Regions from separate parts of the Homo sapiens genome. Here region 1 is linked to region 2. The links are chromatin loops, found by intact Hi-C in ENCODE. Cell type or tissue: PC-9. All regions are shown on one strand. Each heading gives the region's core, and the rest is flanking DNA. Links, peaks and the distances in the headings are about the cores only.

Evidence for each region. A loop is a pair of places that touch in the nucleus more often than their neighbours do. Peaks named below come from ENCODE experiments on the same cell type or tissue, not always from the same donor. Only the 100,000 strongest peaks of a DNase experiment are listed, where the experiment ranks them.
Region 1: a loop joins it to region 2, with 5 times the contacts of the local background. A loop is called at or near these places in 1 of 110 quality-filtered maps.

Annotation. Positions count from the first base shown.
Region 1 is chr3:23,127,765-23,132,172 of GRCh38, reverse strand. No RefSeq gene overlaps it. Among named protein-coding and RNA genes, the nearest start is that of UBE2E2-DT, 73 kb to the left of the region's middle. In PC-9, for the core only: no CTCF peak of the experiment used is centred there; a DNase peak (open chromatin) is centred at 2,112; H3K4me3 peaks cover 982 bases; H3K27ac peaks cover 585 bases.
Region 2 is chr3:23,015,689-23,020,096 of GRCh38, reverse strand. No RefSeq gene overlaps it. Among named protein-coding and RNA genes, the nearest start is that of UBE2E2-DT, 190 kb to the left of the region's middle. In PC-9, for the core only: no CTCF peak of the experiment used is centred there; a DNase peak (open chromatin) is centred at 2,126; H3K4me3 peaks cover 559 bases; H3K27ac peaks cover 385 bases.

The DNA of each region.
Region 1 (4,408 bases), core at 143-4,142, 110 kb before region 2:
CCAAAAACTTGAAAATATCCAAAATCTTCATCTCTAGAGAAATAAATATATTTTGATATAGTTATAATGGAAAATGATATAACTACTTAGAATATAAGTCAACCTAAATGTATTGATCTGGAGGGGTGTGCATGATATATTCTGAATGAAAAAAATACAAATTATTGAATAGTGTATGGTAATTTTTATATTTTATTTTATTTTCATTATTATTATTTTTTGAGACAGAATTTCACTCTTGTTGCCCAGGCTGGAGTGCAATGGTGCCATCTTGGCTCACCATAACCTCCATCTCCCAGGTTCAAGCAGTTCTCCTGTCTCAGCCTCCTGAGTATCTGGGATTACAGGCATGCGCCACCACGCCCGGCTAATTTTATACTTTTAGTAGAGACAGGGTTTTTCCATGTTGGTCAGGCTGGTCTTGAACTCCCAACCTCAGGTGATCCTCCTGCCTCGGCCTCCCAAAGTGCTGGGATTACAGGCGTGAGCCACTGCACCTGGCCTGAATAGTATATAGTATTTTTTATAAAAAGGAGGAAAACCTTTCTGTATAATTATAAATGTTTGTATGGAAAAAAGGTGTGAAAGAATCCACACCAAACATGACCCAGAGAATCTAGTGAGTATATATTTCCACAGTATGTGCTATTTTTATAATTAATTTTATTATATATAATTATAAAATTATAAATAATTTTAAAATTAAAAAACCCAGTAAAGTAAGTTCATTCACAAAAAATTCATGCAAGTAATGCGTAAAAAAAACCTGTTTTTTCCTTCTACTATACTCTTACAACACAGAACACTTCTGTGACCAGATGTGTGGGGCTTTTCCACACATACCAAGCAAGTAATCAGTTCTGCAGCAGACACCAGCTGGGTGTCTTCTAATTCAATTCGATTCTGGCAGTATCCACTTGGAGGTAGCATCAGGTCTCACAGGTTGAGGGCCTGGTCCCCAAGACTGACCCTCACTTTAGGAGCCTGTCATAAGTCTGGGCTTCAGGAACTTCTGACCCACTGGCTATAAACTCGGATTTCCAGGGCCCCTCCTCCAGTTTGATAAATTTGCTAAAGCAGCTCCCAGAACTCAGGGAAACACTTTACTTATGTTTGCCTGTTTATTTCAAAGGATAATTTAAAGGATACAAACAAATAGCCAGATAAAGAGAAAAGTGCAAGGTCTAGAAGGTTCCTGAGTGCAGAAACTTCTGTCCTTATGGAGTTGGGGGTGCACCTCCCTCCTCACGTGTGGATGAGTGCTTGCTTGCCAATGTGGAAACCCCCTGAGGGCAGTAGGACTGAAGGTTCCAATCCTCCAATCTCACAGTTGGTTCCCTTGGCAACCAGCCCCCATCCTGAGGTAATCTAGGGGCTCCCAACCACCAGTCATCTCATTAGAACACAAAATATACTATTTTTCTTTTTTTTTTTTCCGAGACAGGATACTCTGTTGCCCAGGCTGGAGCACAGTGGCATGACCACAGCTCGCTGCAGCCTTGACCTCCTAGATCAAGTGATCCTCCTACCTCAGCCTCCCGAGTAGTTGGGACTGCTGGCGAGCAGTCACCACACCTGGCTAACAAAAGATACTCTTATCTCTTGGGAATTCTAAGGATTTTGAATGCTTAAGTCAGGAAATGGGGAAGAAGACCAAATATGCATTTCATAATATCACACAAGGAAACATGGGGAAGTAATAGAAGCCTGAAGTAAAACTAGTTGGGGAAACTACATTTATTATTGGAGTATATAGTCTGTTTGACTTGATTCCAATGTTTCCATTCCAACCATCCTTTGCCTTTTTGTCCTTTATCTAATTGTCCTTTGTTGAATAAAATTGTTACATGAATAATATGGTTGAGTGATATCAGTGCCCCTGAAAAAAAATCACCTGAAGAACATTACACTGTGGTTCCATTGAAGTTAAGCATGTGAGTAAATTAGTAGTTTAAGAGCGGTGAGCCACCAATTCAGCAAATTTAACATTTGGCAACTATGATTTATGTTGTGGGGATGAGGCAGAGATGTTTTTATGTGTCCTGTGTTTATTTAACCTAACATTTTTTTGAGGGGTGCACAATTATGATGTACACAGAAAGGACAAAGTGAAAACAAATGTTTGTGTGGTTGGGCTTGTCCTTCTGGCTAAACCAGTCCACAGACCAACACACACCTAAGACGCCTCCTGTTTCTATGGAGGCAGGGTGCTATAGGAGATAGAGGTGAAAACAAACAATGAAAATGAAAGAAAAAGCCTCGGCTTCAGGGTGGGAGAAGCAGGGATTTGAATGACAGTTCACTTAAGAGTATACCATGTGTAACTTCTCTAAGCCCCCTTTTCTTCATGCTGAGGGGATTGTGAGGTTTGCTGTGTTTTAAAAAGACTGCACCGTGCCTGACATGTATTAGGGTCATTGAACATATTAACTTGTCTTCCTTCCTGGTTGCAATGTCATATTTTTACCTGCCCAACAGCATCCTGGTATTTTTATTTTGGAAATCCCAGTATTAGGAGTGACATTGGCTCAGAAACAAAGGGATTTATCAGCCACATTAGGCGACTTTCCATATTTCAGCTATGTTTGACATCTCTGCTCCTCTCAGTAAACTGGAACTTCCCATCATGAAGTTGGTTTTCCTCTGCCCCCGCTTCTGCCTTTTTTCGTTGTGCCGTACAGTTTTAGCAGGATAAGATCCTTAAGTCTGCATTTGTGATAAAGGAGGCAGCAGCTTCTACCAAAGTGGCTTTCTCTATGTGTGTTGAGTCTGCCTGACTGATAAATAACAGATCAGAAACAGCGAGTGGCCTTTGAAATTGAAGCGCTGACTATAGTGGGGAAAATGAAAGGATCTTATGTTTTTGATCAAAGGATGATATCTTCCAGCTTGGAAAAGGGGGTTATTCTGCCTGCCAAGGCCTATGATACTCTGTTACTTACTTACCCTAGGGAAGAAGATTCAATTTCATAGCTATTATATTGCTTCATAGTTTAAAAATAAAAATATATTTATAGCTATACAACTTTTTCAGCCATTTTACTTTCCCTTTCTAACTCCTGTCTTCCAATCTGGCCGCCAGGTAAATTGCTTTGTGATTCTTAACCTAAATGGCAATTAAACAATCCTCTGGATCCTGGATCTTACTGAATATTCACTACTAAAGAGATGACAACATTTCAATGAAGGGGGGAATTAAAGGAAGACAAGGATGCCGTGTTGACTGTAGGTACTTAATGGGAAAATCTCTGGTGTCATTCTGGAGGACATGGTTTCGTGTTAGTAATAAAACTGGCTGAGGGAAAGGTGTGGGTGTGGATAGGTCAAGGGCAGGGCCAAAGTGAGTCTATGATCACTGTGTTAACCCATGGGTGTCTGAATCTGAGGAGAGATTCAACAGAGTGAAGAGAAAGGGGAAGGTCTGAAAGGGGTCTGAGGTACTAGACTGGAAAGAAGACTGGATATGAGGACTGCAAGATTGAAAATTAGAGAAGAGATGGACAGACAGAAGACAACCAGGGATTAATTCCCAAACGAAGACTATATTCTATTCTGAGTAGCTTAAGTACTTTGTGGGGGAAGATGTTAAATCCTATTGATATCAAATTATGCTAGTTTCTGGCTTACCAATCATGAATGCTGAATCTGCATGCACCCAACATACTTGTGCGAGTGTATACATACATTACATATATAAATAGACACTCATAGAGATTTATATTGTCTTATTTCAATATAGATCTGGCTTCTACTTGTCAGTCCTGTTATTTGTTCCTTCAAACTACCTAAGATAAACCAAACAACAGGTAATTTATGTTTCTCCTTAAATGCTTAATCTCCATACATATTATCAGTTTACTCTCACTCATCCTACCAGTGACTGCACTGTCCAGTATGGCAGACACTGAGCACTTGAAATATGGCTAGTCTAAATGGAGATATACTCTAAGTCTAAAATGTATGATGAATTTCTAAGACATAAAGGACATGTAAAAGATTGTCAAAATTGATATGTGATATAATATTGAAATTATATTTTTGACAGGATTGGCTTAATTATAATTTTACCTGTTTCTTTTTGTGATTTAAATGTGGCTGTTAGAAAATTTAAAATTAATAATATGCCTCACATCGCGGCTCATGTTGTATTTCTATCGATCAGCACTTTCGAAGACCTTCTCACTTCTTCCTTCAAGTAAAAAAATTGGAAAGACCCAGAGTGAGTTCCCTGATGGCTTACCCCAGTTTTCATGTTGACATGCCATCTACCTATATCTATCCTCTCATAGACAGTATCATGGAGTGGTTAAGAGCTCAGTGCTAGAAGTAGATTGCCTGGCTTCAAGCTCTGCATTTGTCACTTACTACCTGTCTGGCCTTGGGCAAGTTGCTTTATCTCTGAGAGATA
Region 2 (4,408 bases), core at 266-4,265:
GGAAATTTCACGCTAAGTCAAAATTATTGCAAAGTTCAGCTGGACGTCTCCCTGTGGCCCTTCCCCAATTTTATTGGCTGCCCTCCCCAAAAACCCCTGTGAGACAAAGTCAGAAATGGCCTCCTTGGGGACTGGGAGTGCCTACAGGGCTCTTTCCCCTGCTTCTTCTACTTTTATATTTTGCTGCACTCTCTCAATCTGGATCTAAAATCTGGATTTTCAGGTTCCCCGGTGAGGATGTGTGTTTGGAGGTGGACTTTCCCCTTCTCACACTTTGGGCATTCACAGTTTTTCAGCTGTCTCATGGAGTTTGCAGTGGCAAGCTGCTTCTTTCAAAGGGTCTGTGAATTCTTTCCATTTTCCTGGTATGTTCCTGTGGTGGTTCATGGAGCAAAAATTTATGATGTGAGTCTCCACATGCTTTTCTGTTTGTCTGAGTGGGAGCTGCAAGTTAGTTCTACTTCTTATCTGCCATTTCTCCCCCAAACCTCTATGCAATTTTTATAAGTATAAAGAGATCCCAAGACCAATACGTTTGAAAACCAATGATGTACAAGGAGAGAGCAAGGACTGAACTCTAGAAATGGTACAATCAAGAGATGTAAAATTTTGCATGACCAATTAATGTTTAACAGATTATATAACTCTGGATATTTTATTCTAAACACTCTTGAAGGAAAATAAGTAAATTCTAAGAGCACTTGAAAATTTTGCCTCCGACCTTTGAAGCAAAACCAGACACAATGCTGAATAATTAATAAAAAGAAAAAAAAAACACAGACAAATGTTTCTACAGAATTATCCTAGCAGGAGAGGAATTGATGTGAGGTGAGTAAATTATCAGGACTGTAATGGCACAGCCTTTAACTAGTGAGCTTTGAAACTTCCTAAAAAATTTCTGCTTTTATTTTATTTATTTAAAAAAGGCGGAAATTTGTCTGAAATTGCAATATTGCTAAATGTCTTAGTCAGCTTAGGCTTCTATAACAAAGTACCATAGACTGGGTGGCTTACAAACAACAGGAATTTATTTCTCCTGATTCTGGAGGCCTTGATGTCTGATATCAGGGTGCTAGCATGATCAGGTTCTGATGAAAGCTGTCTTCTGGGCCACAGACTGCCAACTTCTCATTGTATCTTCACCTGGTAGAAAGGCAGCTAAGTAGCTCTCTGACCTCTTAGAGTAAGGGCACTAATCCCATTCATGAGGGCTCCATCCTCATTACCTAAATACCTTCCAAAGTCTCTGCCTCCTAATATTGTCACATTGGGTGTTAGGAATTCAACATATAATGCATTCCTTAAAATAACATTTATTATTTGTTTCATATTGCAAAAGGAATATGTGTTCATGGTAGAAACTATAGAAAGCATGGAGAAGCAAAAAGAATTAAATAAAAATCACAGGCGAGTTCTTCTCATGAAGATTACCCACCCTATTAACATTTTGATAGTATCCTTTCAGTTTTCTTGACATGTAGATATATATCTATATTTTTTCTTTTGCAAAAAGATCATACTATACATACTGTTTTATACAGCGCTTGTTTTCCCTGGCAGTGTTTCATAAACATCTTTCTTTCAAGTATACATTTTATTAATATTCATATTATCTGAAGGTCTCCACATATTTTTATTGCCCTTATCTTAGATTATGAGAATGTATTGTGATGACTTGAAGGTTATATTACTCAGGGTTCTTGGTTGCAAATAACAGGAAATAACTGGCCACATTTTATAGGAAAAGAGTCTACTGGAAGTATTGGCAGCTCCAAGGATGCGGGGAGAATGGGGCCAACCAAGCTCAGAAAATGGAAAACAAATGCCCACTACAATGAAGCATTAGAATATTCTACCTAAATATGTGCACATTTAAAAATCAGCCCTACCTGCTTGACTCTGCAGAATGTATTCTCCTTACTTAGATTAGAGCTAACAGAGAATAGATACAGGCTAAAGGCCAGAATGGTAAAAAAAAAAGATGAACAACCCAGACACTGATATAAATTGGAAGGGCTCCTGCAGCTTGGAACCAGAGGGGTTATTATGTAATGAGAATAGCACACTGAAGATCCTTCAGCTTGCTGTGCCATGAGTCACATACAGGACAGGCAGGTTTGCATTTTTCACTTATTGCTGTTTTTGCAGCACACGATTTTGTTATTTATTTGAATGATGGGAAAGACCACAGTGGACTGCCCTGAGGGTTGTGATAGTGAGCTGGAAATAAGGGCTGGATGACCTGAATGTGAAATGCTGAGTATGTGTGGATGTGGAACAACAGAGGAGGTGAAGCCAGGACTTGAAGAAACCCTAAAGATTTAAGGGCTGTGCTATACCATCGTGGCAAATCAAGCCCTTTCATCTCCCTCTCCCCTCCCCTACCCCTAAATTGCTAAGCCTGTGACCATGTGTTAGCCTGACTGATATAACAGCTTGAAACTAGGCCATTTGAAATATAAGATGAATTCTTGGGGATAGGCGAAAAAATATGCCATTTTGAAAAGCCGACTTCTACTAAAATCATTGCATAATGGCATTCAGCAGCATTAAAAATGACATGGAGAAGAAATAGTGCTTCGAGAATAGAATTGCTCTTAGCTTTCTTTAGTGTTCTCAGGAGTTTTTCCAGATAAATGTACTCTTGGTGGATTCGGTAAAACTGAATATCCAACAACTGTTATAACTGGGAGAGGCTGTGCTCCATACGGCACTGGGCTGTGAGTGGTGCCAAAAAAATATTAGTCTCTGTTCTCCTCCATACCCTCTCATCCCCATAAAAGAAAAAAGCCCTTAGTGATGCTTAGTTCTTAAAATGTGATCTTGCTGAGAAAATTAGTGTCCCAGTCTGCACAAATTTAAAAAAATCCTTGTGTTTTCTCAGAAAATAAGAATTTCAAAATGTTGGCAATAGGAGAGGTCAAGGAATAGGAAGTAAATGGAGAAAGAAAAAAGAGGAATCTCACATGTGTGAAGAACCTACCAGTATTTGTTACTTTGCACATGTCTTCTCAGTTAATGCTCCCAACTACTCTGTAAGTGGCTTAATTAATATTTCCATTTACAGAAGAGTTAACCGAGACTCAGAGAGGATAAAAGATTTGCCCCTGACCACAGATGCTAAATAGAATAAATCAAATTCAAATTGCAGTTTTTTTTCCATTTCAAACTGTTTCCATCGTAATTCTTGAAGGCAAGGAAAAGGGAAGAGCTGAAGGACATTTCAGTGATGGGGACAGGAGAGAAGAAAAAACAAGGCTGTTTTATATTTGTTGATGTTGATGTCTATGTTTGTAATTGATCACAATAAAATACATATACAATTATAAAAATGTGATTTAATGTAAAGAACTGATTATTAACTCAATTTAAAGATACAGTAGCTTACCACTGATTAATATGAAAGCTCTGTCTGTTCCTTACATATCCAACTTGTATTATCAGAAGCATTTTTGTGATGTCATTTTAATATATGATAAGTTTCATAATGGCTCTGTCATCTATCCATCCATCCATCCATCCATCCATCCATCCATCCATTCATCCATCCATCTTTCCTCATATGTATATCTTACATCTATAATACACACACACACATAAATATATATTCAAAAAGATTTTAATTATTGGGACATCTTTAGGTTTTTACATTATTCAATAATATTTTCTTATGAAAATATTTGTTCATTGAACAAAAGTATAAACATGTGATGAAAATAAAAATTAGTCAAATCTTACACATTTCACCCAGTCATACCCAATGGTTCTGTTTTATATAACTAAAGTACAATGTCAGAAGCCAGGAAATTAACATTGGTACAATGAGTGTATATAGTTCTATGTCATCAGAAGCCAGGAAATTGACATTGGTACAATGAGTATATATAGTTTTATGTCATTTTTATCACCTGTATATATTTGTATAACCACACAATAATAATTATATATGTATATTCTAAAAATGGAAACAACTCTGTATAATCTGCTTTATAACTTTTTTCCATTTAACAATATACTGTATGGAGTACATTTTTCAATATAATTACTATCTGTCCTACAATGATAACATTTTTACGTCTGTCTTGTATTCCATTGTATACACATGCGTCTTTGTATGTGCATCTGGGATAATTTCTTTAAAATAAGTAAAATCAGGTGGCCAATGGTTATGGACATTTTAAAGGTACTTGCTGCATACTACTGAATCACCCCTTGAAATTTATCAATTAATACTAATGTGAGCCAAAATGAATAATAATGTTCATTAACCAGTGACTTGGCCAACATCTGTATTAACATTAAAAGAAATCAATGTCTATTTGATAGGAGAAAAGTATTAATTTATTGGGCTTTAATTTACATATATTTAATTTCTTGTAAGGTTGGACCCTTCTTATGTTTTTTGAAC